Linked DNA regions of Homo sapiens: region 1 is linked to region 2. The links are chromatin loops, found by intact Hi-C in ENCODE. Cell type or tissue: breast epithelium. All regions are shown on one strand. Links, peaks and the distances in the headings refer to the core of each region. The heading gives the core; the rest is flanking DNA. Region 1 has its middle 45 kb from the start of ALK. Region 2 has its middle 110 kb from the start of YPEL5.

Region 1 (16,473 bases), core at 8,295-12,294, 66 kb before region 2:
CTGATAAAGACATATTCAAGACTGGGCAATTTACAAAAGAAAGCGGTTTATTGGACTTACAGTTCCACATGGCTGGGGGAGCTTCACAATCATGGCAGAAGGCAGGGAGCAGCAGGTCACGTCTTACATGAATGGCAGCAAGCAAAGAGAAAGCTTGTGCAGGAAAAGTCCCCCTTTTAATAAACATCAGATCTCATGAGTCTACTTACTACCATGAGAACAGCACAGGAAAGACCTGCCCCCACGATTCAATTACCTCCCACCGGGTCCCTCCCACAACACGTGGGAATTCAAGATGAGATCTGGGTGGGGACACAGCCAAGCCATATCATTACACCCCCAAAATAAAAATCTTAGAAGAAAATCTAGGAAAAACTCTTCTGGACATTGGCCTCAGCAAATAATTTATGACTAAGACCTCAAAAGCAAATGCAACAAAACCAAAAATAGACAAATGCAACTTAATTAAACTAAAAAGATTCTGTATGGCAAAAGAAATCAATAGAGTAAATAGATGATCTAAAGAATGGGAGAAAATATTTGTAAACTATGTGTCAGACAAAGGACTAATATCCAGAATCTACAATGAACTAAACAAGAAAAAACAAATAATCTCATTTAAAAGTAGACAAAGATTTACAATAGCCAAAGAATGAAATATTTAGGAACTTATCTAACCAAACTGGTGAAAGTTCTCTATAAGGAGAGCTATAAAACACTGCTGAAAGAAATCAGAGATAACACAAATAAATGGAAAAAATATTCTATGTTCATGGATTAGAAGAATCAATATTGTTATTAATAAAATAGCCATACTGCTCAAAGCAATTTATAGATTCAATGCTATTCCTATCAAAACACAAACATCATCTCTCACAAAATTAGAAAAATATATTCTAAAATTCATACAGAACCAAAGAACACCCAAAATAGCCAAAGAAATCCTAAGCAAAAAAAGAAAGTTGGAGGCATCACATTACTTGACTTCAAACTATACTTTAAGAATACAATAACCTGGCCAGGTGGTAGCTCACGCCTGTAATCCCAGTACTTTGGGAGCCCGAGGCAAGTGGATTGCCTGAGGTAAGGAGTTCAAGACCAGCCTGGCTAATATGTTGAAACCCCGACTCTACAAAAAAATACAAAAATTAGCCAGGTGTGGTGGCACACGCCTGTAGTCCCAACTACTCAGGAGGCTGAGGCAGGGGAATTGCTTGAACCTGGGAGGCGGAAGTTGCAGTGAGCAGAGATGGCACCACTGCACTCCAGCTGGGGAGACAAAGTAAGACTCCATTTCAAAAAAAAAAGGACTACAATAACCGAAACAGCAGGGTGCTAGTACAAAAACAGACACATAGCCCAGTGGAACAGAATACAGAACCTACACATAAACCTGCACACCTATGACCATCTGATCTTCAATGAAATCAATAAAAATAAGCAGTAGGTAAAGTATTTAATAAATGGCGCTGGGATAACTGGCTAGCCATATGCTGAAGAATGAAACTGGACCCCTACCTCTCACCATATACAAAAATTAACTCAAGATGGATTAAAGATTTAAATGTAAGACCTAAAACTATAAAATCCTAGAATAAAACCTACGAAATACTCTTCTTGACATCAGCTTGGGCAAAGAATTTATGGCTAAGTCTCCAGAAGCAACTGCAACTAAAACAAAAATTGACAAATGGAACCTAATTAAACTAAAATCTGCATAGCAAAAGAAATTGCCAACAGAAAACAGAGAGCCTACAGAATGGGAGACAATATTTGCATCTGACAAAGGTCTAATATCCAGAATCTGCAAGGAACTTAAACATGTCAATAAGCAAAAAACAAATAACACAATTAAAACATAGGCAAAGGATACGAACAGACACCTCTCAAAAGAAGACATACAAATGGCCAACATATGACAAGATGCTCAACATCACTATTCATCAGAGAAATGCAAATTAAAACCACAATGAGATACTATCTTACACCAATCAGAATGATGAGTATTAAAAAGTCAAAAAGTAACAGATGCTGGTGAGACTGTGGCAAAAAGGGTTCACTTATATGCTGTTGGTGGGAATGCAAACTAGGTCCACTGTGGAAAGCAACTTGGAGATTTCTCAAAGAACTTAAAATAGAACTACCATTCGACTCAGAAATCCCACTACTGGGTATATACACAAAGGAAAATAATTCATTCTATCAAAAAGATACACACACTCCTATCTTCATTGCAGTGCTATTCATCATAGCAAAGACATGGATAAGTAGTCACCACCACCCCCTTTTCATGATCTAATTGCTGATTCTTAGACTCTGAAATAGATAAAAGTAAAAGCACAGAGTCCATCACTTATCCTCACAGCTATCTGTGCTGGATCTCTTGCTGAAGCCTTGTCAATAAATTGGTGGGAGGAGAATTGGTGGGTAAACAATGAAGTATAGCATATGTTTTATTCATTTTTATTAGGAACTATGCAAAGGGTGGAATGTGCTTTCATTTTGGGTTTCTTAGTTGTCATCCACTCCCCACTTTAGGATTATTTCACTGGCAATGAAATTCAGATTCTAAGGCAAGCAATCTCCCCTCTCTTTTCGAGCTCCATAACAGAGGGAGAGGAAAGAATGCCATCAAATTTCCAACAGCATTTCAAGGTCTCCTTCAGCCCCAGGATTTATTCACAACTCACTGTCCACTCACTATCTCATCCAGCAGGATTTGTTCTCTTTGTCTCTATTTTCTCTCTGTAAAGCTGAAGCAATCACCCTTAATGCCAGGTAAGGTGTTTTGAGATCCTAAGATGAAAGGATTTGAGCCCATCAACATGGAGTTTGGAACTGCTTCATGGTATATGTCTCTAAACCTTTCATTCAGCGCTGAACAGTTCTGTAATTCTGTTCCCTTTAAAGTAAATGTACCAAGTGGGGAGCTGACGGTATATTGCCTTTAAGGACACCAAATGTCCTACTTTCAGAAAACAGCCTGTTTGTTTCTGAGGCAGCCTTTGGCTGCTGCTCCAGATTCCCTGAAATAAGCAAAACCTCCCAAAGCAGCTGGGAGATGCAGGTGCTCCGGGCTCCTCCAGATTCACACCTGGAGTGAGAACATTCAGGTTCCCATTCTTTGCTGGCCTCCTCCTCCCCACTCTCAACTGGATATAACAGCTGCCCCTGCCCTGCCTTTCCCACCTTTGACCCACCCAACCTTAGATCTATCAATCCAAGGAGGGTGGTTTGCTCTCAGTAGTGCTCTTCATACTCTCTGTGGGGCAGTGAACTCCTCTTTTCAAATTCAATTTTCTTCTGATCTCGGACTATATGACAAATCGTAGCAAAGCAGTTTTAGACACAGGGTTTGGGGTAAGGGGCTGCAGGACCTCGCTGCTGCATCACCCTCTGACCCCTCTACCACTTCATACTCATATGCTAGGACCAAGTCACACTCCCAGAACCCTGGGTCTCCTTCCAACATGATCTGAAACTAATGGGAGGAAAAAAGAACATATTTAGCTCTGTAAATGAGGTCATAAAAGGGAGTAAAAAATGAGATTGTATCACCGGATGACATTCCTAACAAAAAGTAATGGTGAAGAGCAGCAGTTAAACTTTAGAGACCAACGCACAAGCTCAGAAGTCAGGACACTTAGGGAACAGCATCCTCTGGCCTTGATTCCCGGTGCAACCTCAGGAGAGTTACTTAAGTTCTCTGGGCTTCAGTTTCTTTTTCAGTTAAGCGTTAATGATATTGACCCATTCCCTTAGGTCTTCGCAAGCAGTCATTGGCAAAGGTCTTCCCTCCTCCAATAATATTTTAAAAGAAACAATGGGAACTGATGACAAAACATCTTTGCTGCATAAAACTCATGTTTTACAAAATTTCATGTGAGCCAAAATGTAATCCCAATTATAACTACATTTGAAATAATTATTCACTCACACATGATCATTTTCCTTTATTGAAGTCTAAACCTGTGCTTAAAATTGATTAAGGCATCTATATTTTATAACATTCTATATGATGCATTTATTCCCTTTTCTTTGCAATATATTCCCACTAAAACTTGTTCAAGCTAAGTCTGATATTTTTAGGACATGATTTTTAAGTGGTATCTGTGTGCAAATTACAGTAGCAAATCCAAATTAAATTGTTTTTACTTTAATGTATAATGTCAAACAGATAAATACCTAATTTGTATTCTTGGGAATTGAGAGACTGGTATTAAAAAATATCAACATAATAACGTGCTTAAAATCAGAAATTCAGGAAAAATTCGGAATTTACACTGAGATTCTGCCTCATAAAATCATTTTCATCTTAAAGTTGGTCTTGAAGCTTCTGGATAAAAAAAAAAAAAAAAAAAAAGGTCAGCACATTTCACACAGAAAGCAAAGACAGCCCATAGGCAGTAGATGGAGAGGAATAAGGAAAGAAAGCCAACCCCATCTTAAAGCTCTCCTTCCTTCTTACCTTTTTGTTTTCTGCTGTAAGTGTCCCCAACCTGGTTCCTTTCGGCTTGACTCTATGTTAGTTACACTGTTCGTTTCTATGTCTGTTTACAATGTACAAGACACCTTCATGCCCATCTCCTATCATTTCATTCTTACAACAATCTCAAAACACATGGTGAGCAGCCCTCTTTCTACCAGTTCTCCAGAGGAGGCAAGCAGGCTCTGGAGAGGATCTGACCACCCCAGCTGCCTGGCCGAGTGGGGCTCCAGACCTCTTCCTGCTCCTCTGTCCAGTCTGCCTAGCACTGATGTCACAGGTGCCCACTTTTGGGGCCCCGTTTGCCTTTTAGGACCTCTCCACAAACCTTCCCAGGAACAGAGGAGACCTGTGAGTTCAGGGCAGGGGCTCCCTCAGGAAGAGCACTGACTGCAGCCCTAAGACCTGAGTTCTGATTCTAGTCTTGGCCCTGCCTGACTCAGCAGCATCAGACACTTCATTTATTCTGTCTAGGCCTCAGTCACCCCATCCATAAACTGGGGTTGTAAATGTGGCTCGCCCACCTCATCGGCATACTAGGAAACTCAACATAGTACATAACATAGATGGAAATGGTCTTATTTCACTGTGTCCCATAAGCCACTGGAGATGTCCTCTTGGGGCCTATGTCCTGGGGGATCGTGATCCTTCAGAGTCCCCCCAGACTCCTGGAGCCTGCCAGGCACAGGACCTTGGGGAAAGAAAGAGCAGCATTCATTGGTGCTCTGACCTTCCCCTTGCGATCTGCCAAGGAGGCTGCTCTGGAGGGGCCCTTCCTGCCCATCAGTCCAGCCCTCCTAGTGGCTCCCCAATTATATCAAAGGCCAGGTTCCCACTCCCGCCCTGCCTCAGTCAGGGGCCATCAATGACTTGATGAAAGTTAAAGCCACAGCTCTGAGATGCAGGAGTCAGCCCCCTGTGCTCACCCCTGTAGAGCCTGCTGGGACAGTCAAGGCTTGGAAGTGAGTCAAGCAGGGAGTGGGGTGTGGGAAGGGGAGTGCAGAGATGGCAGCTCCAAGCAGCAACTGCTTCTCCAGCCTCCTGTCACGGGGCTGCTCTCCTCCCTCCTGACACCCCCAGGACTGAGCCCACTATGCTCCAGGGCTCATTAAATGTTTACCTGGTTAAAGCTTCAAGCTAGGATTAGGCAGGTTCTGGCTTGAGAAATCTGCAATGCTAATCAGGGATGGGCCAGAGGGGGTGATCTGGGATCCTGAGCCCCAGCAGCAGCCCCTTTGTGGGGGTGGGGGGCCCTGAGTTAAGGGGTTGGGGGACAGAGGAACCCTGTGCCTGGTTTAACCATGTGTTACACACACAGTTTTTAGACATGACTTTGAGCGCTTTAAGTCCACTGGACATCCCGAATAGGAGACGCAGCTACTGTGAGTCCCCCTTCGTTTTCCTAAAAGGTCTCAGGGAACAAGTCCAGAATTACGGGAGGCACCTGCATCTACATCTGGCCAGAGAGCTGAGCCCAACGCAGAGCTGCTGGTCAGCTGCAGGGAGCCGCAGCTTCTGGAAGATTCTCCTTGTCATCATCTAAAGTGTTCTGGCGGAGTAACAATACTGCCAGTAAGAGCTGGCATTGAGTGATACTACGCATTGAGCTTTCAGACCATTTACATGCAGTATTTTGTTTAATTTTCACAATGGTTGTGCAATGTAGGAACAATGAGGAAACTGAGGTTCACCCATGCAAGTCAGCACAGCCTGTAAGAGGCAGCAAAGCTGAACTAGGGCTGAGGTCTGACTTGAGGGCCTGAGTTCCTAACCAGCGTGCTGTTCTGAACTGCCTTCCAGGCATGAACAGTCTTTACAGATGACATCTGGGGGCTCTTTCAAGAAGAAAGGCAACAAATGTGTCTACTGAGCACCTACTCTGAGCTGGAATTCTGTACTCATGTCTTGTCATCTTCATGACAGTCCTGTGTGGTGAATACTCTCATCTCCGGTTTACAGATTAGAAAACTGAACTTGGGGATAGTCAATGACTCACTCAAGCTATCAAACTGGGCTCCAAACCCAGGTCCGTCTGACTCCAGTGCCCATCACCTTCCCACCAGGCTGATCTGAGTGTGTTTATTTGTGATTCTCACTCCACTTTGGGGGCTCCTATAGTTGCCCAACAAAACCATTAAAAGGGGAGGAAGCCCCTGGGGGTGCCACAGAATCAAGGGGTAAAGGAACCATGAGTTCAGGCTGGGAAGTGACATTTCAGAGAATTTCTAGAAGTCCCCAAATCCTGGGAGTTACTGACCCACCTTTTGAAAAATCTTGCTTTCAGAGCCATTAACTCAGAGTGCCTGAGATATTAAATCCCGTGTTTTTAAAAAAAGGCTTCCAGGTGACAATACCAGACCAAGAGGCAGATGAAATTTGCTTAGATTCTCCTTCTCATTCTCTGAGTGACTTCAGGTAAGTCAATTATCATCTCAGGGCCTCAGTTTCCTGATAAGACTTCTTAAAGCCCCTTCTACCTCTATTCTCTGATCCTGCAGTTGGATCTATCTCAGCCTAGGAGTGACTCCCAGTGGAGGTGTCTTGACACATTAATTGTGAAGCATATTGCAAATAGTTTGTTATTAATGTTGGATGTGTCAAAGTAGAGACCATTCAAGTACCATCACGCTCACTCATGATCAGTGAGCAGGGTAGAAGGAGGGGAATGATAACCAGCACTAGGAATGGCACAAGCACCCATTATTGGTGACCCATAGTAAATGTAGTGAAGGATCTGAGAATTGCAGAGCTGAAACATCAAGAAGGTGGCACAGAGGAAGTGCTATTTGTATTGGGTCTTTAAGGACAAGGAGTTTTCCAGAGAAGAAGGACCTTCGAGGCAGAGGACACATTAGATCCAGACGGTCTTCACCAACTGTGAGGATACTACTCTGCCCAGCCCAAGATGATTGAGTCACTCCTACAACATCCTCAGGGGAGGCTTCTGAGTCTCTGCTACCCTTGGCAGGGTTCAAAGTCCAGAGTGAAACCGATCAAGCAGGCTTCCGATGCTCAGGGAGGAAGAGTTCTGGGGTTGCTGGGAGCAAAGGACATTCTCCTTCCTTCAGCAACTCCTTCCAGAGTATAAGACCCTATCCTGCTATGCCTTGTTTTCTGCCCAGACCTGCCCAGCCTTGTCCAGTCCTGCCCAGTCCTCCCCTACACAGCACTAGCAGCCCTGCCCAGTTCTGCCCTGGCCTGCCCAGTCCTGCTGAGCCTTGCCCAGTTCTGACAACTTCTGCCCAGTACAGGCATCCCTGCCCAGTCCTGCTCAGCATAGCCCAGTTATGCCTTGTTCTGGCCGGTGCTGTCCTGTCCTGCCCAACTCTGCTTTGCCCAGCCAAGCCCTGCTCAGCCCAGTTCACATTCTGCTCCATCCTGCCCAGCCCGTTCATTCCTGCCCAGTCAGCCCTTCCTGTCCACTCCAACCTGGCCCTGCCCTGCCCTGCCAGCCCTGTCCAGTCCAGTTTTCTGCCCAGTCCTGCCCTGCCTTGGTCTGATTCAGGACTTAAAGGAAGCCTCCTTTCTGTAAGACACCCTAGTCATTCTCTAAGGCTATATCTGGGGACATGATAAGAAACAGCTCTACAAAACCCCCAACTACATCTATTTAAGAACATTGTTGAAGACATCGTTACTTTATGGGTTTTCTTTATGGAAATCCTTGGGAGAAGTTTCTAGCTGAACTCAATAATAGGAATTCTGCTTCTTTCAATCAATTGGATTGTTTTTACCTCAGGGCATTATGACTTAATAATGATAGTTCTTACTGCAGAGCCTCAAAAGAAAGCCAGGGGCCAAATAAATGACCCGTCTTTGTAAGTACATAAGTTTCAAGGTGTATATTTTTGCACTAACTTTTTCCATCTTACAAGAATGAAGGTTTTGCTCTCTGCTTCCTTTTTTTTTTTATTTTTTTTGTTTCATGGTTAATGTATTTTTCTTTGTAAACTGGCCTGAATTCTTCTTTGAAGGAAGCTGGACACAAGTAATGAGGAATATTTATTAAACTCACAGTTTTGGTGGTGGTGTAAGGATAGGGGGCCCCTACTTTTTCACACATCTGGACTGGGATGAAAGAAAGCTCCCCTAATGCCTGTGGGGCTGTATCCCACACACGGTGGCTGTGTGGGAGACTGGATCTCCAGAAGAGAAGAACTTCGCTCAGCAGGAAGTGATTGTACCCATGAGGAAGAACAACCTTGGAAGTGCTTACAAACGGGTTGTATTTGCTTTAGGACTTTAAGAGAATCAGGTTTTAAAAGAGATCTGCAAAAGATAATATGATTGACAGCTTTATGTTTCTTAGGTGCAGAGCTCACAAAGCAAGTAATCATTGTCAGATGATTAGCTCAAGGCAGGGGAAGGAGGAGCCTCATGGACACAAGAGGGAAAAAACAAGTGAACACCAAGTTGCATGCAAGGGACAAAATGTACTTCAATGTCTTTTTCACCATTATTTAAAAAAAAAAAAAAAAAGCAAACAGACTTCATGCAGGTCCTATCTTGGGGACAGTCTGAGGGTATCACGGGGAGAAAAGGTGATTTTTTACTCCCAGTGACCTCCCATTCTGGTTGGAGAAAGAAGTCAGAGAGATAAAAGTCATATGGCACAAAGTTGCCTATGCTGAGTGTACAATTGGCTATGGGGTATCATGCGGAAGGCCTTCAATCCAGGAGTCTTAGGAGCTTCATCTGACTCTAGTGCCAAGAATGGATGGGAGCATGCAGAGACCAGAGTAAGAGGCCAGCTATCCTGGACTCTAACAGCAATCCAGGAGTCCAGCGGGGTGGTGACAGAGGGGGCAGAAAGGAAATGATGAATTCCAGTTGACCAGAGACAAAACAGAAGGGAGTCTCATCACACATGCTTTAATCTACAGATTTGACCATGGGAGAGAGAGGAAAAAAAAAACAATGTAAAATTTCCAGGCTCATGTGCTCCTCCATGAACCAGAAGCTATGAAGCTGCAAGTCCTTCACTTGGTCTCAGCTCCCACATGCCTCTCACAGTGTGAGTGCCTCATGGCAGGACTGGAAACGTCTAATGTGTCCAAGTCCTTTGTTACATGCAGTGTGGATCACAAAATTCCTTAGATCACCTATAACATGCAATGTGTATGGCTTTGTGAAGACACAAAGAAATCTAAGAAGTCTTTGTGTCTTCACAGGTATTGTATGTTATAGGTGATCTAAGGAATTTTCAAGCTGTAATTTTCGCCTTCCCCACTTCAGACTAAGATAAGATGCGACTCAGTAAAAATGTCTAGTAGGTGCTTGATACAATTTTGATGACTGAGTGAATGGCTGGCCAAAGAGAAGAAGGTGGGGATGAGAATCAGCCTCACGTTGGGATCTGGGGTGATTAAAGGAGCCTCAGAGATAATCATAGAAGCCCAGAGTTGCAGCTGGTTTTGAAGAAATGTCGGCAGGCCTCATTCTTTGTGGTGTTCATGTCACGGCTCCTGTTGTTTCCCTAGCATAAAGTTCCTATCCTCTTTTTCCACATGAACTACTCGTCTTTCAAGACCCAACCTAAACATTACATCCTTAGGTGAGCCTTTTCTGAACCCACAGTGCAGACTTAGTTACTGTGTTCCCATAGTATATGTTTCTATTATAGAACCTATTAACAAAGCTTTATGGTCATTTATTGGAGTATGTTCAGCCTCTACTGGTCTGGAATCACATTAGGAGCTACTTGTTGCTTATTATTAATTTCCCAAAACAGTGCCTGGAATGGAAATTGAGTGAGTTTGGCTAGAGAGAAGCTGAGATTGGTAAAACACCCATCATAGGAGACTAAATTATTGGTCCTAATTTTTCACCCCCTCTCACCATAGTAGAACCCTTGCACTGTGGCCTCAGGAAAGGGCAAGTGGGCTTTCCTGACACTGATTCTGATCTTATCCAGCCGTCTTCAAAGTGCGGAATGCAAACATCTGGAAGGGGGTGGTCCCTGAAATACTTTTAGAAAGGCTGCGTGTTCAAAACTACTTTTATAATAATACTAAGACATTGTTTGTTCTTTTCACTGAGTTGACATTTCCACTGACGGTGCAGAAGCAGCTTTGGGTGAAAGTGCCGGCACCTCAGCAGGTATCCAGGCTGTGCCACCAAGCTAAATCTATAGTCATTGTATATACCTCACTGCCATTCACTCTCAGTAAGGGAAAGTGCCAGTTTGTCTACAAATTTCCCTGATGAAGCAGTAAACAAGATGCATTTTATTAAATCTTGATGCATGAGTAAACGTTTTACTAGTGTGTGAAAAGAAATGGTAAGTAAGCATAAAGCACTTGTGTTACACACCCAAGTACTATAGTGGTCACAAGGAGAAGCATTTGTGTGATGGAGGTGCAAGTGGTCCCAGCTGCTTTGTCCATGGAACACCATTTTCACTTGAAAGGATGACTAGCAAACAATGGTAGCTTGGCAGACACTTGGTCAGAAACAGAGACTGTCACTTCTAGGAAAACACCTGACAATACCTGTAGCTAATGATACAATTTGAGCTTCCAAACCAAAATGAGGATTTTGTACAGCATGTTGTATCGGTGTCCTCAAGAGTGTGACAGGCCCCACCTGTCTTCCTTTGCCCCACACTGAGCAGCTGATGAGAAAGCCCAGGTGTTCTCTCCCTGGGTGCCTGCAGAGAAGTTCAAACCACACAAACCCTGGCTGTGCACAGAACTCACTCGCTTCTGCCCCCTAACCACAGTAAAAACCAAAGCCACTGGCCCCTGGATTTAAAGTCATTTCAGACCACCTTGGGGGCCTGCCCTGCTCTCTCCAGAAAGCCTCAATCTATGAGAAATGAATGTTTTTGTGCCCTTTCTGGACATGTGTAGCATCCTCAGCATTGACATCCATGCCAATTTTGAGGGATTGATCCTGCCCTCCATGAGCTACCACAAGACAATAAGTGGTGTGAGCATGATGCTCTGCGCAACGACCACCACTACCTGGGGGCCTTTCTGCTCTCGTTTTTTGGCTTGCTAACTAGCTCTGCTGCCTATAGGCATACGTGCACCTGGCGCTGCTGCCTGCTGGCCAGTGTGCTCTTTGAGTGGTGCTGCTGCTTGCTGGCGAGCCTACACTTTGAGCTGTGCTAGTTTGTGCTGCATTTGCCAAGTCCTGCTGAGACTCTGCTATAGATTTAATGGCCTTAAATGAGAAGTTTCAATAATTGGCATTTAGGGACTGGGGTCCCTAAATAGGATTGGTGCCCTCCTTAGAGTTGCTCTGGGGAGTGTGTCATGGCCCAGATGGAGCCACGTGCCTCAGACTGAATCATCTATCTTGATTCCAGCATAAGCTGAGACTGACTGACTCTCGGCTCAGGGAACAACTCTTGCCCTCTGACTGTTGTTTGCGTGCACCAACCAGGTACTAACCCCTGTTCTACAGGGCACTCAGGGAAAAGCTGGTGTCCTGTACAATGTGTGGGTCCATTCAGGTAGTCATTCAGGTGAGGAACAGCAACTACATGGGGTGCACCGAGGGACAGCCCAAGGGCACTGGCTCACCTGGACTCTGTGAGGCTCAAAGTGTCTCTGCTGTTGTTGCTGCTTTGCTTCTGTCACAAGTAAAGAGCCTGATCTTCAGTATTCGAGAGTGGGAGATCTCAGATGCCCTGTGGCACAGAGCCTAATGAACAGTGGACCAGAATATCTCACCCCAGTTCTTCCAAAGGGGCCAGAGCAAACTATACATGTATTGGAAAATTGAAAAAGTGATCACCAAACACTGCGGGTGCCACCAAGCATCAGTATATGAAGGGGCTGTTGCAACTCCACTAGGAGCAGAGGCCCCTAAGCCTTCAAAACAGGTAATATTGAGGAGTGGGGATACATGGAGGGTCAAGCTCCTGATCCTAGTGCCATTGACTGGAATTCTCTTAATGGAAAAACTCAAAAATGGGACAGGGGAAGACCTTCCCTGAAGTGTTTCTTATAACTACTCAAAAAATTGTATTCAGGTAGAAGAAGCAGAAAAGGAAACAGTCTGTCAGTTGAACTGACTGAAAATTTACTACAAGAATTTATTCAACAGGAAGATGAACAGGGAGCCAACTGACTTTGGCACCTCTATAACACTCATTCAGAATTTACTGTAGCATCTGTAGAGATGAGCTGATTGTCAGGCCATTTTTTTGTGATCCCCAAATTAATAATTTTTTAAGAAATCCATTTAATCTATTGAAATGAGCACATAATCCATGCCCTCTGCAGTGTTCTAGAGCTCCTCTCCCGGTCTGTCCTCTCATCTACTGGGTGTTGCTGACAGGGAAAATAGCCCAGCCCATGGCCACCACTGCAAATGCTCATGCCTTCACTAGTTGGAAACCCTGGGAGGAAGGACAACATCTATTGAGAAAAATTGGTATGGTGCAATGGGTTTATTATTGTTTTGCTGAATATTCTGATGTACCAGAGGCTCTTACTAGCCCCGAGCAGGACCTTTTGATGCTGATACAAGGCAATTATTTTTAAGAAGGGCATTCTCAAATTCTCAGGCAGTCTTACTCCTCCTTATTAGCCACCTTATGACCATTAGGGAAGCATTGGATGGCCTAGAGCTATTAGTTGCCCATAAAGAATAAGATGAGGCTGGGCGCAGTGGCTCATGCCTGTAATCCCAGCACTTTGGGAGGCTGAGGCAGGTGGATCACATGAGGTTAGGAGTTTGAGACCAGCCTGGCCAACATGGTGAAACCTCGCCTCTACTAAAAAATACAAAAATTAGCCAGGCTTGGTGGCAGATGCCTGTAATCCCAGCTACTAGGGAGGCTGAGGCAGGAGAATTGCTTGAACCCGGGAGGTGGAGGTTGCAGTGAGCCGAGATGGTGCTACTGTCTGGGCGACAGAGTGAGACTCCATCTCAAAAACATAAAAATAAGTAAATAAATAAGATGAAACCCAATAAATGTTTCCTATCAATGAAATAATCAAAGGAGTAGGAGTCATAAAGGAGGCAGTGTCCTCATGAGGGACCTCCAGACAATCAGCTTCCCCAAAACCAAGATCCCAATCCAAAGGCCTGATATTGGAGACTCCACAATCTAGGTTTCTCAAATCATTTTCTCTTGGGCAAAACCCTTGAAGAATTACAAGATTGATTATAACAGACTGTGGGGAAGTTATGGCTCCCAGTGCCAGGCAGCATCAGATATACAGCAAGGTGGCTCCAGGCTTCCATGACTCCCATATCCCTGACACCCCAAGGGCTCATTGTCCAATATCCGGTTTTTAGGTAATGGCAACTGCCACAAGCCAGCTAGGGACTCAGCTTCTCCCCAGGACACCAGCCACCCACTAGGACAACTGTCCCTATACCTCTCTGGTAGTTCATTGGTCTCCTCATATTTGCAAATCTTCACTGCCTTAATCAATACTAGGCTCAAGTTATAGCTACGCCTGGGATCCCATGAAACTTAAAGTAGATACCCTTATACTCTTAGGGAAAGTATAAGACATAAAATGTAGGACAGACACCTATCCCTCACCTTAACTGTCAGAACAATTACCTTACCTAAATTCCCCATGGTCATAGATAGCACTCACTACCCTAAAATACCTTATAGTTGGCATGGATGCCCAAACCCAATGAGCAATAAATTGGAATAAAATTAAGTAATTAGTACTTACAGTTGGTTTTGCAAAATGGAGTCCATTTCCACACCCCCTTTCCACCAGTTAAAATAGTATAGCTGCATATACTTTGAAACAAGGGCTACAGGAATTGACCCATTATATAAGACTTACTGAAAGAAAGGGTCATTGTTGCTGCTGTCTCCCACTTTAATAACCCAATTTGGCCAGTGCTCACCCCTGATGGAAATAGATGATGCCTGAGAGTGGTTTAACACAGCCTTAATGCCATGGTACCCTCAATAAGGTCCCCATATCTAATATCATTGACATTACTGACCATTCTTTAGCAACTGAAAGGTATTTTGTTGTAATAGACTTGGCTAAGGTGTCCTCTTCTGTGCCTATTTTGACAGCCTCTCAGCTGAGATTTGCCCTTGCCCTTGAAGAAACACAATAAACCTTCATTTTCCTCCACCATGGAGTATTTCAACAACTCTGCCATCTCACTCAGTCTTTGCAGGCAAGATCTTAACAACATCCAATTTTCTCTAGGAACACGAGTATGACACTGCACTGATGGCATCCTTCTCTGAAGGTATTTAAAGGATATACTCACATAGAAGACACAAACATTTGTCACAGAACTTTTCCAACTGGGGCTGAGCCATTGTGCCCTGTAAGATTCAAGACTATACCACTTCAGTAAAATTGCTGGGTGCTATTTGGTCAGGTGAGGGATAATCCATACCCATTACAGGAAAGAATCAAATCTTCACCTTATTGGCAGCGACTACTTTAAAGCAGGCTCCACACTTACTGGTTCTATTTGGATTTTGGAGGCAACGTATTTCTCACTTGCAAATTTGACTTCAGCCCATTTATGCTGTTACTCACAAATCAGCCTACTTTGAATGGGGCCCCGTACAACAGAAGGCTCTAAAATCTGTTCAAATGCAACAGGCAATCCCATTAATGCCTCCTTAAGACTCCTTCTATATAGAAGCATTGACAACCTCCTCTTGCGCCTCCTGAAGTCTCTGGACTACGTGTGATGGCCATAAATTGCTCACGGGCTTCAGTACATGAAATTCTTTGGCTCTCTAGAGCAGCAACCTCTGGCTATATACTGGAGTCCTCTGGAGATTAATGGAAGCTTTCACAGGTCCTGAGCCCAGCGTTCACCCAGCTCTACCAGACTGGTCTTTACTCAGCTGCCTCTGTGCCTTGGGTCAGGGAGGCAGGAGCACAGAATCAGCATGGCTACAGAAGCCTCTTTATTGAACATGGAAACGGTACCTACAAGATAGAGCCAAACCTGCACCCTCTGGCATATCCTGACTACAGAAGAAAATGGCTTCCCTGGTCCTCAATCCCTTGCCAAATGCAGTGGCGCCAGAGGAGGTCACCCCTCTCCCAGACCCACTGGCCACTAGGGTGCCCCTTGGTATCAACTGAGTGACCAGAAAAGAGAGTCTATACATAAGGGTTGATAGTGCCACCATCACATGTGATAAAACCCAATGGAGAGCTGCTGTTTTCCATTTCCTAATGGAGACGTCTCTAATATCCAGGACCCAAGGTCCGCAAAGCTGGATAAACCTCAAGTAGTCATCTTAGCACTAGAGGATACCCTGGCCAACAACCAGTCCTATCCACATTTTCTACAGAATATTAAGCCATTGCTGATGGGATCCTTGTATGGTACAATGAGTGGCAACAATTCCTTATTTAAGGTTTTTACCCTTTTGGGTAAAACGCTCAGGAAATTTCTTGTGTCATAGATATCCAAAATATAAGTCAAGGTCACACATGTCTCTGTTCATATTAAAGTCATGTTACAGGGCCTCACCCAACACTCACCACCTTCAGAGTTGCAGATGTTATTGATAGTTACCAAAGCACTCATTTCACTCTCAAAACTCAGAATGCTGGGTCATAACCTTGCTTTCCATATGCTATGAATTTATTTATTCTTCAGGGATCCACTGAGTACCTTCTATGATCCAGGTACTGGGTTAGGTTCTGGGAATACAATAATGAATGTGGCTAACACAGCCTTTGCCTGCCATGACTCATTTATTTTGTTGCCTGAGCATACATATATATAAAGATTTCGTTGCAGTAGATGTGGTCAGAAAACACCTGAAGACAATTATGTCCCCATTTAAAAGCAGCACTGGTGAGTCGTTGTATCTAGAGACTGGGAACAAGAATCACGAGGCATCAGGGAACCACGTCAGCCACATTTCTCCTGGAGAAGAGAGCTCTGAAGGGAGGCATGACAGCTGCCACATCGTGTGGAGAGCCACCACATAGGGAACTCCCTTCTCCCTTGATACTCCAGAGGCAGAAGGATGATGGGAAAGCAGATTGTATTTCAATTTTGACAGG
Region 2 (16,473 bases), core at 6,525-10,524:
ATTTCCATTTTTGCCCTGAGCAAATGCAGCTGTTGGAGGAAGCGCACGGCCCTGGGAGACAGGCGTGCTCATTCAGAGTGGGCGAACACATGCGCTTACTCATGGATGCAGCTCTCATTTGCCCTCGGGGAGACGGAAGCCTGCGTCAAGGAGCTCCAGCAAGCTGCCCGGATATGAGCCTGTCACTGGGGCCTTGTTGCGGATGACTGTGCCCTGGCCTGCGTGTGTCATGCCAGGTGAAGTCAGAGAGGGGACAATAAGTGTCCCCTGTACCCAGGGTTTGGCAATCTTGCTGCGACCGTCTCATGACCCAGCAGACTACAAACAACTTGCAGTGAAATGTAATAAAAGAGTCCAGAGGGAGTGGAGCATGATGTACACCCCAGCCCTACAGAAGTGACAGCCCAGCCCCTGCGGCTGCATCAGGCTCTAAACAGAGCAGGTGCTGCCACCTCCTGGCCCCACTCAGGCTGAGCCACCGCAGTCTCCAGATGCATTTGGAATCTCAAATTGGGAATTCTGGAGATTCGGCCTCGAAAACACCCCAGAGACCATCTAACTCTTCCCACCCCATGTGCAGAAGAGGAAACTGAGCTCCCTCGATGTTGGCAGTTTTCCCCCACGTCCGACTGTGTGGCAGAGCCAGAGGCAAGCCCACCTGGTGCTCTTTTCCTAGTGCCTCACTGATCTCCTGCTGCTTTAAGCCAAACAGCTATGACCCAGTAATCCTGGCCAGAGCGGGAGCTGGGGTTTGTGGTGAGATCTGAGCAAGGAGAGAGGCTTGGCTGCTACTCGGTCCTGTGCCAGCTTGCCTCCTCCATGCCTAACCTTTGAAGATGAACCGAGACCCACCTTTGGAGATGAACAGAGACCCTGGTCAGGGAAGAACACTTGCCACTTCTCAGAGAGAAAGAAATGCTCCACGAATACATCACTTCAAATAGTAGTCTCCATAGCAGACAAGCATCACGTGGAAAAGAGACCCTACTTCCTTGAAACAAAACCACCTTGAGTGTGCAGATTCTTTGTTGCTGTTGTTCTTGAAAAGTCGTCTAGGACCATAGCAAACACCCCTGTAGCAGAAACCAGCAACCTGCAGAGATGGGGTGTGCCCAGCAGAGCTGTGTAGAATGTCAAGGCTTGGGGGTAAATGAAATTAAAAGAGGAAAAGGAGAAGGTAGAGAAGAGGAAAAAGCAAAAGAGGGAATAGAGAGAAGGAAGGACAGGATGGACAGATGAATGCACTGAGTACCAACCTGAGCCAAAGACTGCTAACCCTTGCTTCAATAAGTCTCTCATTCATCAAACATTTTTGGATGCCTACTCTGCCCAAGGCATCCTGCCTGTACCCAGAGTGGACACGACAAGTAATCTCTTACCCCTGCTTTCAAAGAATGTATCAGATAAAGCATGTGGAAAAGAAATCTTTCCAAGCCAGTGTGATATGAAGTAGAAGGTGATGGATGTTGTGAGAGGGAAGACTCCTGACTATGCAAATCCAGAGGAGGGGCAAAGAGGGGAGAAATAGAAGAAGGTGGTGTCATTTCATCAAGGCTCCAAAATCATGAGAAGAATGGGGGCATGCAAAGATGAAATGTAGGGCATTTCAAGCATAAAACAAAGAAAAGGCATGAACTGGACACGGAGGAAAAGTGGTTATGGAGAAGACAGCAGTTGCATCTGGCTAAAATGCAGGTGCAAGAAGGGACACACAGGCAATAGGTGGAAAAGGCAGGTGGGGCCAAGTCGAGGAGCAGGTGGTAAAGTGAACTTGAATGCCAAGTTAACTGTTCCCTCGGCATCAGGGAGTCCCTGCAGGCTCCAAAACAAGACAGGGGCATAATCAACTGTTCCGGATGCTGCAGGGCAAAAGAGCACTCAGTATGAACTCTGCAGCGTGAGGAATGGGGGAGCTTGAGTTAGGGGGAAGAGGGGTGCCCCATCCACCGGGATTTTATTTTGCAACTCAAAGTGCTGAACAACATATCCCAGTGTTCATATTGCTGGATTATATCTGCCAGTTTCTGCTTCCTGTGCACTCACTGCCAGGCTTTCTCCTCTCTGAGCTGCTCTAGAGAACAATAATAACATCCTCTGCTTCCCACTGGCCTGCATTCTGTTCTGCTGTCTGAACAATGCATGTGTCTTTGCTCCTCGATGGATGAGGCTTGTATTTCTGATTCAAATTCACAATAAAGTCAAAAGCAATTGTGCTGGAGCTGCTGGTGGGTCCAATGATCACTACCTTGGATAGAGACTGGGGACTCCCTTGTTCAAGCCCCTACGATGAAGACACATTGGACTTCTCCAGTTCTGTCCCTCCCCGGAACTTGTAACACAGTGGCACTGAACAATCAGAGCAATTAACAAAATGCTCAGAATGTACAGAAAGGAGATGAAGGAAGTTCAGCATTGCAGTTGGTGGGGGCTCCTCCCATCACAATCGATTCATCAAACAAACTTGCCAACTCTCTAAACTTTAATTTCAAATGACTGGGTCCCTTTGTGCACAGACAGATAATCAAATTCAGTATGTTGGAAACATGTTTCAGTCTTTTCTGGGTTGTTATTTTTTTTTTCAATTTTAAACAAATAAGAGCTCTTTCCAAGGCAGTGTTTTATTTCCTTTGCTTCACAGCCTGATTAATGATAGGCTCAGCCCCACAAAAAGCCAAGGGAAGAGAGGAAAATAAATGTGAAGGCCCAGCCATTTAAGTCCTCTCCTGGCCTTCCAAGAGAGGTTTAATACCCACCGACCACTCCGGGGTACAAATCTGAGCTGGATGCCATGGGTTGGCATGGGGTGAGCCTGAGTCTATGGCTGAGCTAATTATGCTTTTCAGCCTGGGCTAGGCATTGTCTTAAGAAACCAAGTGGAAATCACCAGGATTCTACAAACCCCCAGATGTTCACTTTGAGTTTCTGCCCTTTGATGGTACAAAGAGTGATGGACATGGAGTCAGAAGGCCTGGGTTTGGGACCCAGATCTACTCTTTACTGGAGGTGGGACTTTAACCAAGTCCCTTCCGTCTCCAAACTGAGGCCAGGCCTCAGTCTCCTCAAGTGTGAAGCAGGAATAATGATGTCCACTTCAAAATGTTTAAAAGGAGCTGGTACCACATCATCTCTTACAGAGAGACTCCTTGGTAGGACCCCCCAACCCCAGAAGCTCCCCTGAGCTATGTACATCTTGTAGGGCATGGATATGGCTGGAACCAAGGGCTCAGGAAAGGGAGTGACATCTCTGGGTTAGAAATAAAGAATTTCTGGCCGGGTGCGGTGGCTCACGCCTGTAATCCCAGCACTTTGGGAGGCCGAGGCGGGCGGATCACCTGAGGTCAGGAGTTCGAGACCAGCCTGCCAAACATGGTGAAACCCTATCTCTACTAAAAATACAAAAAATTAGCCAGGCATGGTGGCAGGCCCCTGTAATCCCAGCTACTTGGGAAGCCTAGGCAGGAGAATCACTTGAACCCCGGAGGCAGAGGTTGCAGCGAGCCAAGATCGTGCCATTGCATTCCACCCTGGGCAACAAGAGTGAAATTCCATAAAAAGAAGAAAGCAAGAAAGCAAGAAGGAAGAAAGGAAGAGAGGGAGGGAGGGAAGGAAGGAGGGAAGGAAGGAAGGAAGGAAGGAAGGAAGGAAGGAAGGAAGGAAGGAAGGAAGGAAGGAAGGAATTCTAACAGAAAAGGCAGTGAAAAGCAAGAGGCACAGAGGAGAGGGAAGAGCCAGAGGCTGTGATGGGCAGGACACAGCCTCCTCATTCCCCATCCCACCCCACCTGACAGCACTATGCCTCTTATCTACAGCAAATTGCTAAACTAATAAAACATGTCACATGTTTAAAGTGGAGTGTGCGGGTGTGTGATGAGACTGCTCTTTGCATCCAGCAATCCAATGCAGCTTAGAACCATAAGTCTGTGAGAATTTGCAGAAACCATGAGGACAGGCTTAAGTCTCTCCCAGGCTGTGGAGACTCCTGGTGACATCTGTGTGGTGTTACCATTGCTACAATAACAACACATTAGGAACGTTTCATTCAAATGGTTACACTTCCAAAGAACGGGCTTACACTTAGAATCTTGATCCATCTTTGTTCCATCCTGGGCCATTCCCTGGTGAACACAGCATGGCTGGGACATGGACATGGTAGAATTGGGAGCCTCATTTTCATTTTCAGTCTAGTACAATTCAGGTGAGGAGACAGCGGGAGCATCTGTTTCTGGGTCTCCAGCAGTAAAGAGGACAGGGCTTCCACACAGTCAGGGGGGGAAAAAAAAAGAGATTTCAAGAGGAAACAGAACTAACAATGTCCCTGGCAGGTTAGTTTCATGCTGCACCTGTTCTACTGGTTTGCTCACTTCTGCCTCAGTGACATTTTGCATATTTTACTCACAGTGCCTTGAAGTAGTTTAACTTTCAATAGGGTGCTTTTTGGCAGTTCTCCTAACCTAATTAGGTATCTGCCTAAGCCAGGGGAGTGACACATTTTTCTGGCCAAAGTAACCGTCCCAAGATCATGAGCATGCCTAACACATCCGAGTCCAGTGCTCACAGTGGACATCACTTATGTAGTTCTGCCAGGAAGGTACTGAGCTTTCATCTTTGCCTCATGTCTATAGTCTATTCTATTTCATTTGGAGCTCATCATCCGTGGTATTGCCTTGCAAATTATTTATCCATCGGGTTATTGTAGTAAACTTGTAAGCAGATGGGGTTTTAGACTTTCCATCCTGCCTCAAAGAAAAATGAACAAGGAGTGCAAGACACCTAAAATCCCTCATCCATCACCGCCTCCTGCCAGGTGATCTGCTTCCGCTATCCATGCTGTACACATCTCCTGCACTTCTCTCTGTATTCTGCTACAAGGAAGAGGTGAATCAACAGCGCCTCTGATGTCAGCGACACCCAGATGTTGGGCCTGCTCTTCTTCTTTCTGTCTAGGCCACATGTTCTGGGCTTTCCTGGTTTTCTTTACAGAGCTCCAACACTGGCATTTATTTATAAACCGTAGCCTTGGCTTCCCTTTAGTTTTCACCTCACGTCCCTAATCCAGGCCTCACCTTCAAAGCTTCCTAGCGCTCTTCTCTGACAGACCCAAATTCCCTTATTTCCATCAGGGTCTGTCTATACCAGGGCACTAATTAACTTCTGGCTCTCCAAGTTACAGAGCTCATTTGCTGACTCACAGGAGACAACCAAAGGAAGTCCTTCATTAGCATTCCTGAGCTGCTCATTAGCCACTGGGAGAATCACACCATCCAAGCTGTCAAATGCACCCAACTACAGGAAGGAAAAACAACGCTGCTTGGATTAATGACTCCAGGCATTGGGCATCTCCTAAGAGCCCAGCACTATGGGAGGAGAGGTATCAAATCCGTGTGAGGCAAACCCCTGTCACCAAGGAGATAAGAGCAAGACTCACAAGCATGAAACAAATAAAATATAGTATAGAAAAAGAATAGAAGACATCAAGACCAAGTTAGGTTTATTCCCAAAAGGAAGGCTATTTCAACATTTTGAAAATATGTCAATGTTAATGTTAACTTAAAAGAAAAATATTTAAATGAATATAATCATTGTAATAAATGAGGAAAAATCATCTGATGATATTTAACACCAATTCATGATTTAAAAGGAAAAAAATAACTTTTTAGCCAACAAGTAATAGAAGGAAACTTTCTTCATTCCATGAAGGATGGCTACCAAAACTCCTACAGCAAACATTACATTTAATGGTAAATTGTTGAAAGATTTTCCTCTGAGGTTAGAAGCAAAATCAGAATGATCATTACCCTTACTTTCCAATTACTGGGTAAATTGGATCACCACATGGAAAAAAAAATGACCCCTATCTCACACCACACACAAAAACCAATTCCAGGTAGATTAAATCTAAATATGAAAAACAAAACGATAAAGCTTCTAAATAATAATAGAAGAATTAATCATAGTGGTAGGCAAAGATTTCTTAAACAGAATACAAATAGCACTAGCCATAAAGAAAAAATTGATAAATTGATCTACATTAAAATTAGAAACTGCTGTGTTTCAAAGCACACCATTGGTAGAAAAAAAGACGTTATATGTAACCGGGAAAAATAAGCCTATCCAGACTATATAAATAACTTTTGCAAATCAATTAAGCAGACAACTCAATTTTAAAATGCAGGAAAAGACTTGAATAGGCATTTTAGAAAGGAGATATTCAAATGGCCAATAAACACATAAAAGTTGCTTAAACTCATTAGAGATCAAGGAAATGCCTATTACATAAAACTACAATACGATGCCACTATACTTCTCCCAGAATGATTACAATTTTAGGAGCTGACTATACAAAGTGTTGGTGAGAATGCGGGTCACCTGAACCTCTCTTGATTGCTGGTAAGGTTGTCACTCAGTATAACCATTTTAAGAAAGTGGCAGTGTATTAGTCCATTCTCACACTGCTATAAAGATACTACCCAAGACTAGGTAATTTATAAATGAAAGAGGTTTAATGGACTAACAGTTCCACATGGCTGAAAAAACTCCTCAGACAGAATCTACTGAAGTTGAGGGTACACACTGTCTGAACCAGCAATTCTGCTGCCCAATAGGAATGCCCAATCTGCCCAATAGAAATGCCTACATATGTGCACCAAAAAACACATACAAGAATGTTCATAGCAGCACTGTTCATGATAGCCCCAAAACGAAATCAACCCAAATGTTAATCAACCAGAGAATGGATAAATATGTTTTGTATATGCACAATGAAATATTACACAGCAGAAATGAATAAACTGCTACACATAATGGTATGGACGAATCTTACAAACATGAAGCTGAATAAAAGAAGCCCAGGCTTAAAAGAACCCATAGTATATGATTCCATTCATATAAGATTAAAATATAGGCAAAATGAATCTGTGGTATTACAAGTGAGTTTTCCAGGGTGCTGGCCCTCTTCTTTTTTTTTTTTTTTTTTTTTTTTTTTGAGACGGAGTTTCGCTCTTGTTGCCCAGGCTGGAGTGCAATGGCATGATCTCGGCTCACCGCAACCTCCACCTCCCAGGTTCAAGCGATTCTCCTGCCTCAGCCTCCCTAGTAGCTGGGATTACAGGCATGTGCCACCACGCCCGGCTAACTTTGTATTTTTAGTAGAGACGGGGTTTCTCCATGTTGGTCAGGCTGGTCTCGAACTCCTGACCTCAGGTGATCTGCCCGCCTTGGCCTCCCGAAGTGCTGGGATTACAGGTGTGAGCCACCGCGCCTGGTCAGCCCTATTCTATGTATAGATATGAGTAGTCATTACCTGGATTTGTTCACTGTGTGATATTTATCAAGGTGAAGTGGTATACAAAGGTAGAGAGGCCACCAGAGTGGTCTACTCCAGCAAGGATGAGTATCTTATCACTGACGTTTATTAGAATATCCAATGCATGATGGTAATAAAAGCTGCTTTTTTCCTGTTTTTAGATTCTCTACAGACAATGAACCCCCTTATTGCCTGAAGCTGGGGTGGACTACTGCTTCCTTCACCCCTCACTACTACTTGTCAAACTATACACCTAAGAGTTGTACAATTTCTGTATGCATGCTACACTTTGATAAAAATATTTATTTTTAAATGTTAATGGTAATATTTAAGAGAACATCAATTAAGAAAATACAACCGATCACTTCTAAACCAGACAACATTACTATAAAAGATAAACCCAAATTCATTTCATGATAGTGGCTAACACTGAGAAGGAAGGAAAATGGGACTTCAACTTTATCTGTGTGTGTGACAGTGTGTGTGTGTGTGACTGTGTGTGTGTGTGTGTGTGTGTGTGTGTGTGTGTGTGTCTGAGAGAGAGAGAGAGAGAGGTGAAAAAGCCTGAACCAAGGGCCACCTATATCAAAGTCATTTCTTTGGGAGGGATAATGAAGGCAAGCACTGTATCATCAATATGGCCACAAAAGAAAGGTTTCATTCAAAAACACACAAGAAAAGAGTTAGCAAAAAGTGTCCATGATGTCCATGGGGCTCCTTCTCTGGCTCCAGCAAGGGAATGTGGTAGGGAGGAGAAACCAGTAGTGCCTGCTACTCTTGTCCAGCAGGGTCTGAGCTCATGCAGCAGACAAAGAGACCTTCAGACCTGGACCTGTGGCAGGTGCTTCTAGAAATCCTCCAGACATTAGTGGAGTGATTGGGGCTGAAATCAAGACAGCCCAAGAAGGAGGGTCAGCCTTAGGGGTGGTGGCACCACCGAGGTGAAGTGGGGCATCAGGGTTGCTGCCAACCTCCTGTAATGTCCTCTTGAGCTTTGGGGACCCAAGAGCTCAGGGCCTAGCAAAAGGAGTCACCTCCGGACAAGCAAGCGGAGGCCCACTTAACCACACAGGGTAAGTTAGTAAGAGTCATGCCCATCCTCATGGCACTTTGCCGTTCTCAAAGTGCATCCCAATATAACCTTTTGTTTTATGTCCTGAGTCACCTCGTAGAGTTGGCAAAGACTATGTTTTTCCTCTTCTCTCATAAAAAGTAATAAATGCTTATCATAAAATTTAGAAAATGAAGGGAAGAAAGTACCTACAGATATCATACTTAACATTTTTAATAGTATTTCATATTCTATGGGCTAGGTTTGTTGTTTTCTTTCCTCTTTATTAGTATGATTAGATTTGTTGTTTTTCCTCTTTACTAATCATATTAGTAATCATATTAGTTTACTAATCATATTAGTAAAGAGAAAAAACAACAAATCTAGCTCAAAATCATATAAATATACATATATATCATATATATCATATAAATATACAAATATATAAATATACATAGCCGGGTTTACTATATCCATTTTAAAGATAAGTAACTTGAGGCTCAAAGAAGTTAAATAACTTGTCCAAAGACACAGGACTGCTGAATGAGGAAGCCAGTCTAGAATAAAAACATTCTGGCACTCTATTCTCCCTTTGGATGAATTTGAGAAACAAGTAAGGTCTCACTTCTTTGTCATCCTTCCATAAATAAAAAAGTCATTTCCTTTTTTATCTGCCCTTCCTGGCAGAAAAGGAAGAGAAAACACGAATTCTCAACCAGAAAAGAGCCATGAAAGCTGCCACTGGGTAGCTGGGATCAAGGGCAGCTGTGAATGGGGGCTGAGGGGCGTCACAGTGGGCTGCCCACTCTTTACTCTGGCTTTGAACAGTGTATTAGTCAGGGGCCTGCCAGAAAACAGATGGTCCCCTCTAAAGTAGGTAGGAAAAGCAAGTTTAATGAAGGGACTGTTTACAAACGTGTGAAAAGAGCTAAGAAAACTCACCAAAAAATGATAAAGCATCCTGAGTCTAAAAGCAGTGGTACTGGAACCTGCACAATGCTAGGGCCATGGGAGAAGAGCTCGGTCTCCCCAAACCATTGCCATGAAGGAAGGAGTTAGAAATACACTCCCCAACTTTTCTCTACTCCAGGTTCTGAACCTGCCATAATCTCTCAAGGACTGAAGTCAACCAGAAGCCAGAGAGCAAAGGAACTGGATAAAGCCCTGGGGTCAGCCCCCTAGAACAGGGCAAGAGGGGCCAAGAGAGGAGACCCAGGGTGAGTTTTCCTATTTCTTCCTCATAGAGGGAGCCAAACAGGGGCTGTTCCTGAATTAGAATGACACAACAGAATTCAGAAGCACTAACTGGGTCTACACCTGGGATGGGCAACCTCGTGAAGCCTGCAGGCCAAATCCCACTCAAGGCCTGTTGTTATAAAGTTTTATAGGAACACGGCCACACCCATTTGTGTATGTATTATCTATGAGGCAGCTGTCACACATACCGCAACATCCAAGTTGAGTGGTTGTGACAGAGACTCTATGGCCTGCCTAAATATTTAGAGCCTAAAATATTTACTAGCTGACCCTTCTTAGTGACAAGAATCATATTCATTTAACATTCCATCTTACCAGTATTTATGAAATGCTTATTATATGCCAGATACTATTTCAGAAACTGGGGATATAGCAGTGATCAAAATGAACAAAAATCCCTGCCCTTGTGGAGCTTGTGGGAGAGATAGATACTAAACAAATAAATAAGAAAATTCTATAGAATCTAAAAATTGATGAATGTTTTGAAAAAAATAGAGGTGAATAAGGGGACAGGATATGCCACGGAGTGGGGGGGGCTTTACCTTAATCTTCTCACTGAACCCTAATGTAATGCAATGAGGTAATACCCTCCCTACTTCTTCATGAAAAGGAAAATGAGACCACAAGCTGGCTCAAGACCAAAATCAATGATTTTGCTGGGATTGGAACCCATATCTGTCTGCTCCAAAACCCTTGTTTGTGCCACCTTCTGAAAATGAGGATACGGGCTCAGAAAAGTAAAGCGACTTCCGATAAGTTTTATCTTTTGATGATAATCAGGGTTAGTTATCTTCATCCTCCTAAGGGTGACCTGCACAACCTTACACTGTGAGTTATGAGCCAAGCAAGGCTTAGAACCCAGACCTTCTGAAGCCAAACCCACACATTTAATCCACAGTCATCAGACCAACTTTTTAGCAGGAAATGTTTTGAAGGGTTGATTGGAATTGAGAAGGGTTAAGCCAAATGTGAAACAGACTCATAGAAAACAAAGGAGCACTTCCTACACTTTAAATTGGTTTGCTTAGGGATGCAATTAACAAGCAAACATAGACTGGCAATGCTACTAAACACATACTTCCCCAAAGACAGAGTGAGGATGCTAACAACATCATGGCTGTTAGCTTGCCCAGGTCAGACTTTCCCAAATATCTGTAATCAATTGTTCTCCTATCTTCCAAAAGACAGATTACAATCATCTTGCTACACGGATGTTGGTTTGGGTTGTGGAGAAGAGGAATGAATATCCAGGGATGTATTACAACAAAATAAATTTTTATCTCTCAAATGTCCCTCCCAAGATGGCAGCAGCTCCTGCTCTCAGACAATGTGGTCTAGGGAGCTCTAAGTAGGAAGCCCAGGGTCATAAAGAGCCTGTCATTGATTCTCCCTCCAGTTAATGAAGTCCCTAGGCTAGAGGAGCTATTAAATTTCAGTGCCAAGTATTAGTGGCTTTTGCTGGTTATAGTGATTCAACAGCCCCCAGTGAGGGTGAATCACAGGAAGAGCTGGAGAGCTGAATGTGGCCCTGGAGCCCAGGCAGTCTTGTTCACGGATATCACCTGGCATTCACATTGGCCAAGCAGCCGGGCCCTTGGAGCAAATACCACCAGCACCATCCCATCTGGCCACCATCATTCCAGCCATGGCTGTTTGGTCCTTGCCCTCAAAGCCAGGACACATCAACACTGGGGCTGCTCTTTGGGCAAATGAAGAAAAAGAAGATGCCAGGGACCATACGTCACCATGAAATGTATGCCCCTGCAGGCCCTCCATGGGTATTCCAATCCAAGGAGGAGAGACAAAAACATAAATGAGAAAGCTGAATGATGAAAGACCTGAATTAGAGATTAAGCAGCAAAGGAAGCAGCATAAATAGTCTTTGGGTAATAGGGTTCATAGAGAATGGGAGGGAAGAGAATGAGATTTTTGGAATATGGCTTATCTTGCCAGGGAAGAGGTAGTTTCTTAAATGAGCTACATCCATCCAGATAGCAGCCACCCTTACTTGGCACTTGTAATGGTTATCTTCCTAATATACTTCTTAAAGATGCTATCCCACCTTCATAAAGACTTCCCCACCCCCAGGCCAAGGTGGATGACTGACCCCAGGTGCCTCAATTTCTTCCCTGCTGGACAGCAACATGAAATGACAATGGGAGACCAAGTCAGCCAGGAGGAGCCACACTGGGGATTTTAGATTCAGAGGCTACACCGTGTGGAGGCCTCAGGGCTGCGGGGGAATAAATGTAGGGATGGATGTGCAGAAGAGCAGAGAAAATGGCCAGCGTAGCCCAGGGGGAAGGAAGGAGTAGGCTGGTAGCATTAGGTTCCCCGAGCCATCAGAAGCTCCCCGAGGACGCCTGCTTGTTCCAGTGAGTTTCTCTTCCTTGAAACTGAACTGTTCTGGACGAAAGGTTTTTGTTCTCTGCTGTCCTTTGTAAAGTTTTACAGGTGAGGGGAAAAGATTGGCTTCTTTTTAGGAAAAAAAAAAAAAAAAAGACATGCAGCAGCAGCAGAACTGCTGTCGGGGTGGGTGGATCTGAGTTCATCATCAGGTTCTGAATACTTCTCAGTATGATCTTGGGCAAGTTATAGCTGCTCTCTCTGACCTCTGTTTCCTCATCAATAAAAGGATCAATGGTCACCAGCCTGAAGTTCATGAACTCATCCTTGAGCCTGCAGGTAATAATAGGGTTTAATAATATCACATATCACCAAACTCCTCATAGAAAGTCTGCATTTTTCCACCCAAAGCATGCACAGGCTAGTCTGTCCTTCCTGCACACAGCTCTGCACAGCTTTCGCACACACACCGGCTCTGCTCACTCGGCTGCTGCCCTCATCAGACTGTGTGAGCTGTTTGAAGGGAAGGGCTGAATCAAATGCACACCACATGAGTAATTAAAATGCTCTGCTAGATAATTCTCCAGGAGACAGAGAGGTAGCTGTTAAAACTATTGCATCTCACAGTTGGAAGTGACCTCAGGAAGTGGCCTTAAGGATCTAAGACACTCATATTCAGTGAACAAATATACTGGTGGTATTTGTTCATTTCCATAGACTTTCCTTCCTTCATTTGTCAAATGAAAGGCATGGTTGTTAGGCCGGGTGTGGTGGCTCGTGCCTGTAATCCCAGCATTTTGGGAGGCCGAGGTGGGTGGATCACTTGAGGTCAGGAGTTCGAGACCAGCCTGGCCAACATGGTGAAACCCCATCTCTACTAAAAATACAAAAATTAGCTGGGCATGGTGGCAGGCACCTGTAATCCTAGCTACTCGGAAGGCTGAGGTGGGAGAATTGCTTGAACCCAGGAGGCAGAGGTGCAGTGAGCAGAGATCGTGCCACCACACTCCAGCCTGGGTGACAGAGCAAGACTGTATCAAAAAAAAAAAAAAAAATGAAAGGCATGGTTGTGTTTTAGCTTTGTGTTTTAGTTTTCTATTGCTATGTAACAAATTGCCAGTAACTTAGCAGCTTAACACAAGATTTACAGTTCTAAAGGTCAAAAGTCCCAGCTGGCATGGCTGAGTTCTCTGCCCAGGATATCACAAGGCTGAAATCCAGGTATCACCCAGAGAAAACTCTTAGCTTTTAAAAGGGTTTGTGTGATTAGGTTAGGCCCACCAGATAATCTCCCTGTCTTAAGGTGAACTGATTAGTAATGTTAAATACATCTGCAAAATCCTTTTTGCCAAGTAAGATAACATGATCTACAGGAGTAATGCCAGGGGTGAAGGTCATGAAGGCTATCATAGAATTCCGGTTCACACTCTCTATTATGGTTATCATTATTTCAAGATTTTTTTCTTCCTCTTTCTCCATTTTTATTACATGAGGGTGAGGACACCAGCCTCCCTTACTTCATTTGGCCTTAAGAGCATTATGGACTAACGTTAGCATGTTTTAAGCATTGGTGAAGTGATTTGTTAATAAATACACAACAGTACTAGAAAGTCAAGGAGAGAAGAAATGATATCTCTGAATTTTATGAAAAACAGGCTTCTACCCCCACTGAATCCAGGAACAACAATGACAACATGGAGAAACACTCTTACTCTAAAGATTTTAGAATCTATTTGTCAAAGTATTTTTCTGGGACTCCCTTAGTAAAGAGGCCCCATGGTCAAATCTATTTTTTAAATGCTACATCGCATATCTTCAACCCTGCCCCCACTATCCCATTTATAAAGCACAATAATATATTAAAGCACATGAGAAACTCTGCCGTTAACAAAGATATTTGGCCACAAATCCCTCTTACCCTTTTATTTATTTTTTAATCTGCTTATACCTTTCACAACTAGATCATTAGCCCCATGAAAGCATATATCTTCTTTGATTCCCTGCTATAACCCCAATGCCTAAAATAGAGCTGGGTACATAGCAGCAGTTCAATAAATGGCTATTGGAAAACAAATGGACCAGTGTTTTAGTAAATGCACCTTAGCAACTGCTGATCTAGAATCACACAGATGAGCTAGTCCAGACCACAAAGGCTGTTATGATTCAAAGGTGGGAGTGAATAGTGGCTTGAACATCATTGATGTTTTTCTCCACTGAGACTGACTTCCAAACTAGTAAATTGAAAAGTATAGAATGACTCACATAACCAAGAGCATAAGTGAGTTAGTGCAGCTCCCAAAGTTCAGGGATCCCACAGTGGGCCTGGCCAGGTTTCCCCACAGTCATGGAGGCAAACTCAACCCCTGCGTTTAGGGAAACCACATTTACCCACAGGCTGTAAACACCCCCTTATCCACACTTGCCAACCAGGGTTCCTACAAGAACAGCACTTAAGGCTTATTCCTTTGGGTGAAGAAATGGACCTCTGTAATCAAGACTTTTAAAATGCAAACACTTTAGAAACAATATATTAAGCTGCTATCAGTTAACTCAATCGTGGGATTTTTAAAGCATTTCTCTTCTAAGACTTCGATGAATTAAGAGGATAACAGGCAGTAGCAGTCCTGAAGAACAGTGGTTTGCAAACTTCAGGGTTCCTAAACACAACCTGAAGCTTGATAAGAAAGCAAGCCACACCCCAGAGATTCAGCAAGTCTAGAGTAGAATCCGGGAATTATTTTACCAGCCGTCTCAGGAAAGACTCTGCAGTCAGACTTCATCTCGGCCAAACCCCCTTCCACTCAAGAGTGACCAAGAACACTTTCTGAGTCCAATTTAAGTGCCTACCAAGGCCCCTCAACCTGGGCCCAAGCATCAGTGCTTTGTACTTGCCCAATACAAATTTATTAAGCAACTTCAAATTATATACTGCCCCTTTCCTCACATAATAATTTCCAGAATCATAAAAAGTGAAGGGTTTTAGTCTAAATTTACTTTGACATTGAGCTTGGGATAGTGATACCAAAACAATAATATATCCATGTTTTCACTTTTTATTGATTTTATGATGGTTTGACAATTTAAAAATAAACCAATTTACTTTTTCTGTCTCTTATATTTCATCAAAAAATTTTCGGGTCATCAGAACAGTTTTGGTGGATAAGATTTATTATGAGTTTTGACAATAAAACTGGATCTTTAAAAAAATATGAATCAGAGGGGGTCAGTGCCATAACAGCACTGCTCTTCTATCTTGTCTGTGTGCCTGCTTTCCCTCATGATTGTTTTTTGGCTTTCAAATAATGTCAAAAGTAAACAGACTGCTAAATTCATCAAACAGGCAATGAATTTTTTTCATCACTATTTCTTACTTTTAAAAACTAGAGGCCGAACGCAGTGGCTCACGCCTGTAATCCCAAGACTTTGGGAGGCTGAGGTGGGTGGATCACTTAGGAGTTCAAGACCAGCCTGACCAACATGGTGAAACGCTATCTTTACTAAAAATACAAAAATTAGCCGGCATGGTGGCACACGTCTATAGTCCCAGCTACTGGGGAGGCTGAGGCAGAAGAATCACTTGAAACCTGGAGGCTAAGGTTGTAGTGAGCAGAGATCACACCAATGCACTCCAGCCTGGATGACAGAGTGAGACTCTGTCTTGAAGAAAAGAAAAAAAAAAACCAAAAAACTAAAGATTGGTTTGTGTAGTGATTGAGTGGTGACCCCCCCACAAAAAATGTGTCTACATTCTAACCTCTGAATGCTGTGAATGTCATCTTATTTGGAAAAATCGTATTTGCAGATGTAATTTAGTTAAGGATTGCTAAACGAGATCATCTCGGATTATCTGGGTCGACCCTAAGTCCAGAGGGAGAAACATGGGGAGAAGGGGAGAAGAGGAAAAGTCCTGTAAAGATGGAGGCAGAGACTGAAATCAAAGCAGCCACAGTCCAAGGAATGCCTAGAGCCAGCAGAAGCTGGGAGGGGCAAGGATTACCCCCCAGAGCCTTTAGAGACAGCGGGGCACAGCTCACACCTTGATATCAGACATTTGGGGTCCAACACTGTGAGAGAATGAATTTCTCTTATTTTAGGCCACCTGGTTTGTGGTAATTTGTTATGGAAGCCAGAGGAAATGCATACAGTTAGCTTTCTTTTACGTCCTTTTTATGACATTGTCTTTGTTGAAAATTATCAGAAATATAAATATTCATTGAAGAAAATTTAGAAAATAAACAAGCAAATAAAAAATGTTTAAATTTCCATTTTCTACCACTCAACCATTTTAACAGCTTCCATATTCTTTTATTTTTGCTCTATATGTCAATATAGGCATAGAAAAATATGATTGGCATAATATAAATTATATAATTTATGTATATAACATAAAGTACATAATGCATATGCTTAAAAATTATGTTTACAAATTAAAATATATTGGCATATAAAATAATTATATACTATAAAATAGATTATACAATTGTGAAAGCTACACTTTTTACTTTTTAGATTATAA

What was found. Hi-C counts contacts between places; a loop is a spot of excess contacts. Peaks named below come from ENCODE experiments on the same cell type or tissue, not always from the same donor. Only the 100,000 strongest peaks of a DNase experiment are listed, where the experiment ranks them.
Region 1: it touches region 2 in a loop (28-fold over the local background); 1 of 110 quality-filtered maps calls a loop at or near these places.

Annotation. Positions count from the first base shown.
Region 1 is chr2:29,958,761-29,975,233 of GRCh38, forward strand. No RefSeq gene overlaps it. Among named protein-coding and RNA genes, the nearest start is that of ALK, 45 kb to the left of the region's middle. RefSeq lists enhancers at 4,884-5,384, 5,385-5,885, 7,271-7,772, 7,773-8,272. In breast epithelium, for the core only: no CTCF peak of the experiment used is centred there; no DNase peak of the experiment used is centred there.
Region 2 is chr2:30,026,175-30,042,647 of GRCh38, forward strand. No RefSeq gene overlaps it. Among named protein-coding and RNA genes, the nearest start is that of YPEL5, 110 kb to the right of the region's middle. RefSeq lists an enhancer at 1-308. In breast epithelium, for the core only: no CTCF peak of the experiment used is centred there; a DNase peak (open chromatin) is centred at 8,087.